Linked DNA regions of Homo sapiens: region 2 is linked to region 1. A link is a loop called in an ENCODE intact Hi-C map of the cell type or tissue named here. Cell type or tissue: OCI-LY7. All regions are shown on one strand.

Evidence for each region. A loop is a pair of places that touch in the nucleus more often than their neighbours do. Peaks named below come from ENCODE experiments on the same cell type or tissue, not always from the same donor. Only the 100,000 strongest peaks of a DNase experiment are listed, where the experiment ranks them.
Region 2: a loop joins it to region 1, with 5 times the contacts of the local background. A loop is called at or near these places in 1 of 110 quality-filtered maps.

Annotation. Positions count from the first base shown.
Region 1 is chr2:111,704,718-111,709,717 of GRCh38, forward strand. No RefSeq gene overlaps it. Among named protein-coding and RNA genes, the nearest start is that of MIR4771-2, 64 kb to the right of the region's middle. RefSeq lists enhancers at 533-1,318, 1,319-2,102 and a silencer at 1,155-1,449. In OCI-LY7, a CTCF peak has its summit at 2,047; DNase peaks (open chromatin) are centred at 684, 1,274 and 1,934; H3K4me3 peaks cover 2,413 bases; H3K27ac peaks cover 3,898 bases.
Region 2 is chr2:111,055,670-111,060,669 of GRCh38, forward strand. The region is part of intron 16 of ACOXL (acyl-CoA oxidase like); the gene reads left to right. Among named protein-coding and RNA genes, the nearest start is that of ACOXL-AS1, 57 kb to the right of the region's middle. RefSeq lists an enhancer at 1,626-1,825. In OCI-LY7, no CTCF peak of the experiment used is centred here; DNase peaks (open chromatin) are centred at 1,572, 2,302 and 2,842; H3K4me3 peaks cover 2,028 bases; H3K27ac peaks cover 3,524 bases.

The sequences.
Region 1 (5,000 bases):
AGCCCCACTCCTGTTTTTGTTTTTTCTTTTAAAAAACACTTTGTTTTTCTCCACCCAATTTTCTTTTTAAAAATTTTTTTAAAGAAATTAAAAAAAAAAAAAAAAAAGAGCAGGCTGGGCGTGGTGGCTCATGTCTGTAATCCCAGCACTTTGGGAGGCCAAGGCAGGAGGATCACTTGAGCCAAGGAGTCAGAGATCAGCCTGGGCAACATAGTGTGACCCCATCTCTACAAAAAACTGAAAAATTAGCCGGCACATGCCTGTCGTTTCAGCTACTTGGGAGGCTGAGGTGGGAGAATCGCTTGAGCCCAGGAAGTCAATGCGGCGGTAAGTTGCTGCGTTCGTGCCGCTGCACTCCAGCCTGGGTGACAAGAGCAAGAAACTGTCTCAAAAAAAAGAGAAAAAAAAGAGTTCCTGGTCTGTTTTTCTGGCAGATCCCAGCCATGTCCAGGCCCAAGGCCCAGGACTCAAACTGGTGCCTCCATTTCCTTTGATCCCTGTGCAGAATTGCACAGACTTGCTTTGAGCCAGATTCCCATTTCTGATAGTCTTTGCAGAAAGCCTGAAACTCATCCTTTAAGGCCTAAGGACTTGAGGGAAGCCTTCAGCACCTGCAGCTGGGGAGGCAGGAGTTCTTGTCAGTCTCTTGGTACTGGTAACGGGCAGTGCACACGTTGACGTTAATGAGACTTAAAAAGCTGCAGCATCTGGCTGCCTGGCCAGGTGGAAAGAAAACCCACAGCAGCATGTGGACGAAGGCACTGCCTCTATTTCCCTCCAGAAAGCAACACAACTCAGGTGAGAGCTGCCGGCTCACCTGGCTACACATACAAAAGCAAAGCCAAGATCCAAGCACACACGCTTATTCCAAGGTGGAAGTTCATCTCCAAAGCTGTGCAGGAGGGTGCTAGGGGCTGGCGCAGTAAGTAAGCAATTCAAATTAATGAATTGGCTGATTGACTCCAAGTTCGATTTAAATTCACAACAACCAGGTTCTGTATTTGTGCTCAGGGATGCCCCATCCCTCTCACGGGACTGGCTTCCGGCTTCTTCCAGGGTTTGCTCCTTATTCCAGTTAGGTATTCAGTGTCGCCAAGCCAGGGCAGCCTCGTGACTACAGTGAGTTGCTAACAGCAGGGCAGCACTGTTTCAAACAGACACCCAAACACCTGTTTTTCTTGTTAAGTAAAAACAAGTTAATAGTCACAGCAAAACCATGAAAGAAAACCACAAGTGACCTAAGGATTTCTGACTCACCCCCAGCCTGGGTACTTTGTGATATTCCACCAAAAGCATCAGCCACCTGCAGCTGCCCTGAGAACTGCTGATCAGCAGTCCTTTTGTCTCTCCAAGTCAGGGTAATTACCCATGTGTGCCCTGCCCCCAGATGGCTCTTGCCTTCAGAAAAAAAGAACAGAGAAAAAAAAACGAAAACCACCTTCCCTCTAAGCCCAAGTGACTAAGAAAAGCTGGCAGGGACCCTCCCTCAGACCATAATGGTGGGAAACCTCTTGCAAAACAGTTTTCTCTGCAAGATAAACTGTCTGTTCCCAGCAGCCAAGTGCCACACCCGAGAGAGGGTGAGAGGTTTCCTTTAAGAAGCCTCCAGAAAACATCATGAACAGTTGCTCCCCTATGCACTAGGAATAACTGTGAAGAGTTACACCCTAATAAAGATTTTTTTGTTCTTTTTTTATTTTAAGTGTAGCCTCCAGGATAGGCCCAGCATCTGCACTATTCTAGAAACCAGTGCTATGGAGCTCCAGCTCAGCCTAGACCTGGTAACCTCCTATGGGCAGAGGGACGGCCACACACCAGGCCCTGTCCCTGTTTGATCACTTACTGTCACAAGTCTAGCTGTCCAAGGGGGCGCAGGGACCTGTCAGGCCTCATAGCCATTCTAGAAGAGGTGGCCCACGTGAAAGTTGTCATGCTCTGTGTCACATAGCTCAGGTCTTGTGGTCCCACCTGGAAGGAACTGGGACTGGGCTGCAAGCCAAGGCTGCCTTCTATAGGCTGAACCATGCACAAGCGGCAGTAGGCTATGAGTTGCCTGTTCCCAAATGGTACCCACTAGGCTGCCTTGCCAGGGACTGGGACCCTCTGACCCCACCAGAGTCTCCTTCTCAGCAAGGGCAGGCGAGGGGACAGCCCCACTTCATCTGCCCGCAATACCCTTGTGCCTCCTGAGCCTCCATCCACCTGCAAGTGCTGTGCCCTGTGCCCGGCTGGGCTCCCTATGAGCCCAGGGAACACCTCTGCCCTCTAAACGACCGCCAGTGGGCACAGTGTTCAGGCCATGCTGCCAAGGCAGCAGCTAGGAATTCAGGAATTCAGAGAAGATGCGAAGGACAGAAATATGAAGGGACTGCTGGGGCACCAAGGTGAGGAGGGACAGGGTTGCCAAACCCCATGTGTAGGAGCCACTGTGCATCCTGCCCGTGGGACAAGCACCACCTGAAGACGCAAGAAGACCTCCCTCAGTTCGAGGGAAAATATCTCCCCCAAAGGCCCCCATACATACTGAAAATCTCTTATGATAATCACCCCTAGTGATTCTAGGTCACTGCCTCTGCTCCTGGATTGCTCAATCTGTGGGACGAGGCACATGGAAGGTAACATTCATTTAGCAACTCCCAAGCTTTTCTTTTTTTTTTTAGACCGAATCTTGCTCTGTCACCCAGGCTGGAATGCAGTGGCACAGTCTCGGCTCACTACAACCTCCACCTCCTGGGTTCAAGCGATTCTCCTGCCTCAGCCTCCCAAGTAGCTGGGATTACAGGCGTGTGCCACCATGCACAGCTAATTTTTGTATTTTAGTAGAGACAGGGTTTCACCATGTTGGCCAGGCTGGTCTTGAACTCCTGGCCTCAAGTGATCCACCCACCTCAGCCTCATAAAGTGCTGGGATGACAGGCGTGACCCACCGTGCCCAGCCCTCCTAAGTTTTTCAGTACACTTCCAATATCAACTTTTCCATCAGTGATTCCAACCACTCAAAAGGTGGACAGCCTGTAAGCCCATTTTATAGATGAAGGATGTGATGATGAGTGAGATTAAGTAATGTCTGCAGAGCCACCGAAGCCCAGATTCAACCCCACGGACATCAGCCACGACAGCCCATGGCTCTGTGGTGTCACACACCTGCAGCAGGACACTGTTTCTCACATTTCTACTGGCACCTGGCACCGGGCAGATGCCAGCCTGGGGGACAAGGCACCTGGAGCGTCTAATGCTTGACCTTCTGCCCTGGTCCTGGGCCCTCAGCTGTCTTGGGAAGAGGTGGCAATGGATGCCTGGTAGAGGTTTTGACCCCTGGAGGGTGCTCTTTGGACACCTCCTGGGGTGACATTCGTCACTTCATTTCATTTCAGCATCACGAACATTGGCTGAGCGTATGGCTGGCTCCAGGCATCGTGTTTTTAGCTAAGACCTTTCTACAAATCTTTTTTATGGTTATTTAAAGAAATAAACCTAAATTTGAGGATCATTATGTTCTGCTTCACTGGCACTCAGAATCTACTTCACCCAGGAGCTCAGAACTCAGCAGTTAGCAAGAAAAGTAGCCTCTGAACCCGAACAAAAGAGAAACATTACTGCAGAAAGCCAATACTTCCTCTCAGGACACCCTAAGGACTGCCTTCCCAGAGTCTGTGTACTTACAATTACGTGTAAAGTGACAATTTTGATGTTCTTCAGAGAGAGAGTCCAGCCTGACCTGAGCACGCTTGGAACCTGCTGGCTGTTAACTGGGTACAGAGAAAAGTCAGAAGAAACGTCAGGAATTCAGGAGTCCACACACCTGCTGGATGTTACTGCTCACCACAGCTTGGGTGATAGGCATTGGGTCATTATGGTTCCCATCAGATCTGACACAGGTGCATTCTCAACACTCATTCATTCCCTTCCTCCGTTGTGGCCTACGGCTCTGTAAGCAACAAGTCAAATCTCAACCTCTCTCTTCATCTCATAAATCACAGAAAGAATGTGCAATGAATAAATGGCCTCCTCTCACCTCCACAGCCCCCAGCTGAGGTTGCTGGCAGTTGCTGGCAGCCTCAGGCATGTGTCTTTGGAAGAACTATTCTGGAAAACAATTTGGCAATCTGGGTTTCAGGCCTTTATAATAAAGGAATTTATATCCCTCCACCTGGCAATAACCCTTCTGGCAAACCATGGGAAGGAAGGAGTCAGAAACTTGGACTTCTTTTTAAAGATGTTCATTGAAGCTTTATATATAGTTGTAAAAAAACTGGCAACAGTGCATCTGTCCCACAATATGGGAACAGTTAAATAATTATGGCACTGCTATAAGATGGAATCTATTGTAGCAACTTCAAGATGGTGTTTTTCAAGACTATTTAATGATGCAGAAACATAGTTATATGATGCAAAGTGGAAAGCTATAGTACAAAATTTATACACAACGAATTCCAAAACAACAATAAAATTACACATATATGTGTATATACAGAGAACTGGGAAGAAATACAACAAAATGTCAAAAGTGGGTATCTCTGGATGGTGAGATTATGTTTCATTTTTATCTTCTCTTTGCCCCTCTATTATTTTCTATATGTTGACTTTATAATTTTAAAAAGCTACTGAAAAGAAATTTCTACCAAAAATTATAAGAAAAAAATGTTCCATAATAAATGGTTCAAAGTTTGCGTTTTTAGAAAATGTTCTATGTGGAATTTTAGTTAAACATGGCTGTAAAAATCAACAGCTCTTGTCCTGGTCTGGCTTTGCTCTTGCAGAGCTGAGCCTGGTGCCCAGTGCCAGCCTCTGGTTCCTGTTCCCAAGAGCAAAATGGGGCAGGGACCAAGGGCGAACAACAAAGGATTGCAGTAATTCTGGAAACTCAAAACAAAATGTCTCAGCACACCTGACTTAGGACAGCGTCTTTTGAGATTATTTTTTTAAACACTGTAATAAATGGGTTGCAGGAAAGGGTTATATAATTACTCTGTTTACACTGAGAGATTTAAAACAAAGAA
Region 2 (5,000 bases), 650 kb before region 1:
TGGGAATGGGATTGGGCCTCCACATGGAAAAAAGGGGATTCTTTTCTGGGGTATGACTGCATTTCCAAACCCAGTCCAGGATCAGTAGTGTCAGTCCTTGTTCTGAATTCCCATAACACAGCTGATAAAGAGTGGCAGAGTTCCCATAACACAGGTAATAAAGAGTGGCAGATAAAGAGTTGTGGGTGGGCTGTGGTTTGGAATCCAGCCCTGGCCCCTTCTAGCTTTCCCTCCACCTTCTCTTATCCTCGTAAGCTAGAGCCACACAGAAAGAAGTAAGAGTGTGGCTGGCAGTGTTCCTAAAATAAGTTGTTCAACAAATGTTTACTGAGTCCCTATTGTGTGTCAGGTAGTGTTTTTCTAGTACCTGGCTCACTTGAAGAGTATATTCTAATGTTTTTATATTTAATAAGGGAAAAGATTTGGAGGCTAAGGCAGGAGCATTGTTTGAGCTCAGGAGTTCGAGGTGGCAGTGAGCTATGTTTATGCCACTGCCCTCCAGCCTGTGTGACACAGCAAGACCCCAACTTTAAAAAAAAAAAAAAGTTGGGAGAAGAACTACTGGTGACATAGAAATCAGGTTTCAGACCTACACTTCTAGCAACAAATGGTTTTCTCTCATTCCTATGCCATTGAAGCCCGGGATACTTCACTCTCTTCACTCCTAGAGGTCCCCTGCAAGTGCCAAGCCTATGTCAAGTATTCTGCAAAGCTCAGCTCAAACCAACCCCCCAAATTATTGGTAACAATTATCCCTCCTAATGAGCTTCAGTTTTGGAAAGGGATCTTTGAGGCATAGGGCTAACTTTTTAACTCAAAAAAATATATATATATTTAGGCCAGGCATGGTGGCTCACGCCTGTAATCCCAGCACTTTGGGAGGCTGAGGTGGGTGGATCATGAGGTCAGGAGATAGAGACCATCCTGGCTAACACGGTGAAACCCCATCTCTACTAAAAATACAAAAAATTAGCCGGGTGTGGTGGCACATGCCTGTAGTCCCAGCTACTCAGGAGGCTGAGGCAGGAGAATCGCTTTAACCCAGGAGGCGGAGGTTGCAGTGAGCCGAGATCGCACCACTGCACTTCAGCCTGGGTGACAGAGCAAGACTCTGTCTCCAAAAAAAAAAAAAAAAAAAATTTCATGGTAGTATGCCAGGCTCCATAGTAAGTCAGCAAAAGGGTCATTTTGGTGGCTTTCTGGACGCAGCTGGCATGGTCCCTCTTCGGAAACATTTTTGAGTGCCTACTATGTGTCCAGCACTGTGCTAGGCACTGAGGGCACAAATATCCATAAAATGTGGCCCTCACCCTCAGGTAGCTCCTTGACAAATAGGTGAGACAGACACTTCAGCACCTTGGAGTGGGCTAAGTGCCGAGAGCAAAGGAATTTGGGAAGCTAGTGGAGCACTCAGTTGGGCACTCAACTCAACCTGGGTTTAGGGAAGACTCCCCTGAGGAGGTGATATTTGAGCTAAGTCCCCATGTCTCTGCAGGAATTTAAATTTAACCAACTGTGTGGGTTCCACTGTGCATGCTGGTGGTGTCGATGTGACACGTTGTGTTCTGACTTTTCCATTTATAGAGTGTTTCAGGTGCACTGATGCATGCCTTGAGAGCTGACTGCCAAAATAGGGGCCCCAGACAGCTGCCTTCCCAGGGGAGGGGTATCCAGAAACTTCCATTCTTGCTGTGCACATTTCCCCAGCTGACCTATAGCTGTCTTGAAATTATAGCATTCAATATTCCTTCCTTGGCTCGGAAGACTTTACGGGCCTTCCAGTAGTTAATGTCAAAGTTAGGTGTCTCTGGGAGGGAATGCAGCAGAAGCCATCAACAGCTAATAGTTGCTCTAGAATTATTCTGAAAGCATGGTGTCCAGGCCAGGGGCCAGGAGTAGAGAGGGAGAGGGGTGGTAGGGGATTAGGAGGGGGAAGGCAGAGGGGTTCCCTCTCTTGCCACAAACAGATCTGCTCTGCTGTCTGTGCATTTACACTTCGCCTAGCTCCTCCACAAAGTTCTGCTATAAGGAGAAATGGGCCAATGTCTTTCCAATCCAAATGCCATCAGAAGCAAGCTCTACATGTGCCCGACTGCCTAAGAGGAGCATATGAGCGCACAGATGGCAGCAGTATATGAGGACATTACACCTGCTCTGCTCCTTGATACTTCATTGTCAAGCATCTAAATAAGTATCTAAATGGAGAACCAGCTAGGAAGTACAAATCCTGGTGTTCAGAAAAGCAGCGAGCCGCCCAGGCGTGGAGGGTGCAACGCTTTGGGGATGCCTACCCATGCGAGTCTAGCACGGCTTGCGGGTGGGGTGTTCCTTCTTGAATGATCTGTTCTCCATTTCCTCTGTGCACAGCTCTGGGGGCAGATTTCATTTCAGACTGCTTTAGAAGACAGGACAGCAGGAGAGGAAATCACTAGAGACAAAAGAAAATTAGAAGGATTTGGTAGAAGTCATATATAGGAAACTGAGAGCAAAATTTGGCTCTCGGAGACTAAAGTTAGTGGGAGGAGAGAACAGGGCCTGGCCAAGACTTATCATTTCACCATTTAAATAGAGATCAAGATGCTAAAGTTCCCAGGAGACATCTCTTTTGTGACTTGCCAAGAGCACGGAGAAATTCCATCAGGGAGCTTCTGAGATATGGATCCAGACTAGCAGACATTAACAGAATTACCAGGTGTCTAGGGGGATCCCAGACTTTTCAGCACACAGTGAGGGGGATGTAAACACTAAAGTTATATGGGAAGTCACGCTGGATGGATTGACGAAGGCAGCAAAGCCTAGCAGTCACACTGAAGCAGCTCCCTGCCGTCAACCAACCACATTTGCACCCTGATTAAAAACTGGAAACGTTAAGAGACTTGAAGATTTCTGCTCTCTGCACCTGCTTAACTCTTCCTCTTGCCCTTACTAAATTTTAGCTGCTTTCTTTTTGGCTAATTTCACAATGTTCAAAAGTCTATTGGAAAAAAAGAAACCCACAAAGCACCATAGATAAAAACTTTGAGATGGGGAAAAAGAAAAATACTGGTTTGATCTGCTCCCTTCCTCTCCCAGAACCCAGGAAAATGCCCAGTACACAAGAAGCAAGGAAGGGAAGGATAAAAAAAGGAGGGAGGGAATTAGTTCTGGATGAAATGTCAGAAAAATGGCCACCATGAAGGCCCCAGTCAACCAATCACTTCCTCTTCTTGGGTCTCCTGATGGAATGTTTTCATCTTTGGGAAAATCTTTCCACCTTTATCTCTTCTAGAACTGTAAAAATGACAGGATGAGCCAGGGCAGTGTCTCATGCCTATAATCCCAGCACTTTGGGAGGCTGAGGAAGAAGGATCACTTGAGGCCAGGAGTTCAAGACCAGCCTGGGCAACATAGATCTCTACAAAAAATTCTAAAAAGTAAATTAGCCAGGCAAGGTGGTACATGCCTGTAGTTCCAGTTATTCAGGAGGTTGAGGCTGGGGAATCACCTGAACCTAGAAATTTGAGGTTACATTAAGGTATGATTGAACCACTGTACTCTAGCCTGGGCAATACAGCAAGACTCTGTCTCTATAAAATAATAATAATAGTAAAAAACTGGAATTGGGATGGGAACAAGGCAACTTGGTGTGTTCCTGAAAACCTTGCCTGATGGAAAGGGCAGCTAATAACAGCCTATTGATAATTGATTAATGTGTTACATTTTGAAAGTACACAAAACATAACATTCAATATCAGGATTAAGATTTATTACATAAGTGAGACAAACCTTCTATTAAAAGTGGAAGGCTCTCAGATTGGATGAAAAATAACACCCAACCATACAATATATATTTCAAAAATGCACATTTTTCCCAGGAAGATGCTGGAGACATACTCATCCCTATTCCTTCTGCTAAGTCCAACTAAAAACACTGGACATTACGTTTAAAACAAACATAAAAGATTCTGAAAGGTAAGAACTAGAAAGTAGACCAAGCTAGGAACCTCAAGACCCAAAGAATGACACAGCAGGAACTCCCTGAATTTTGTTTGTGCCTCATACATTCCAGAGTTAGAGCTGAAGAAGCTGGCAACCTGGAAAAAGCTAACGCACACAAAGGAAAAAAAAAAAAGAGAGAAGAAGGGGTAGAAGAAGGAGGAGGAGGAGAAGGAAGAGGAAGAGAGAAAGGAAGAAGAGGAGAAGAAGAGGAGGTAAATGAGGAGGAGGATAAGGAGGAGAGGAGGAGAAAAAAATGAGGAGAAGAAAGAGTAGGAGAAAGAGAAGAAGGAGGAGGAAGAGGGGAAGGGGTAGGGGAAACAGAAGACTCCTCCTGCCAGGCAGCACAGAAAAATATGTGGTCCCACCTTCACCCATGCCAGGAAAGGCCCAGTGGGGAGTGCAGACTCCACACTCACGAGACTACAATGAGGCAATGCAACCTCACCACTATGGTTGTCAGAGGAGGCCTAGTAGGGAGCTGGGGTTTTCATCTCCACTTGGCAGTAATGAGGCCTCCCTTCCCCTCCTGCCTCACTACAGTGACACTGGAGACCATCTGGGGAGCCTGGACTTCTTCCTCTACCCAGCAATAATAGGTCAGTCTGCCCCCTCCCCACTGCGGTGGTGTCAGAGAAGGCCAAATGGGGAGAGTCAAGACTTTAACCACTGGCTCCAATAGTAATGAGGCCACCCCCTGGTAGCGTCAGTGGAGACCATCTGGGGAGCAGAAATTAGGGACCTCTACCCTTCCCAACCAGAGTGGGATCAGCAGGGGCCTAGTGGGAGCCAGCACCCCACCCCAGCAGCAACGAGGAGCATCTCCCAACCTTGGTGGTCACAGAGGTTGCAGTGTATCACCCTCCCCTGATGGTGCAGCATCACAGGATGTTACCTAAGACAAGGTTTAAATAAGATCCAGAATTTCATCATAGAATACCAAAATGCATAGTTTTCAATCAAAAAATCACTCACAATACCAAGAACCAGAAAATATCAAACTGAATGAAAAAAGCCATCGGTAG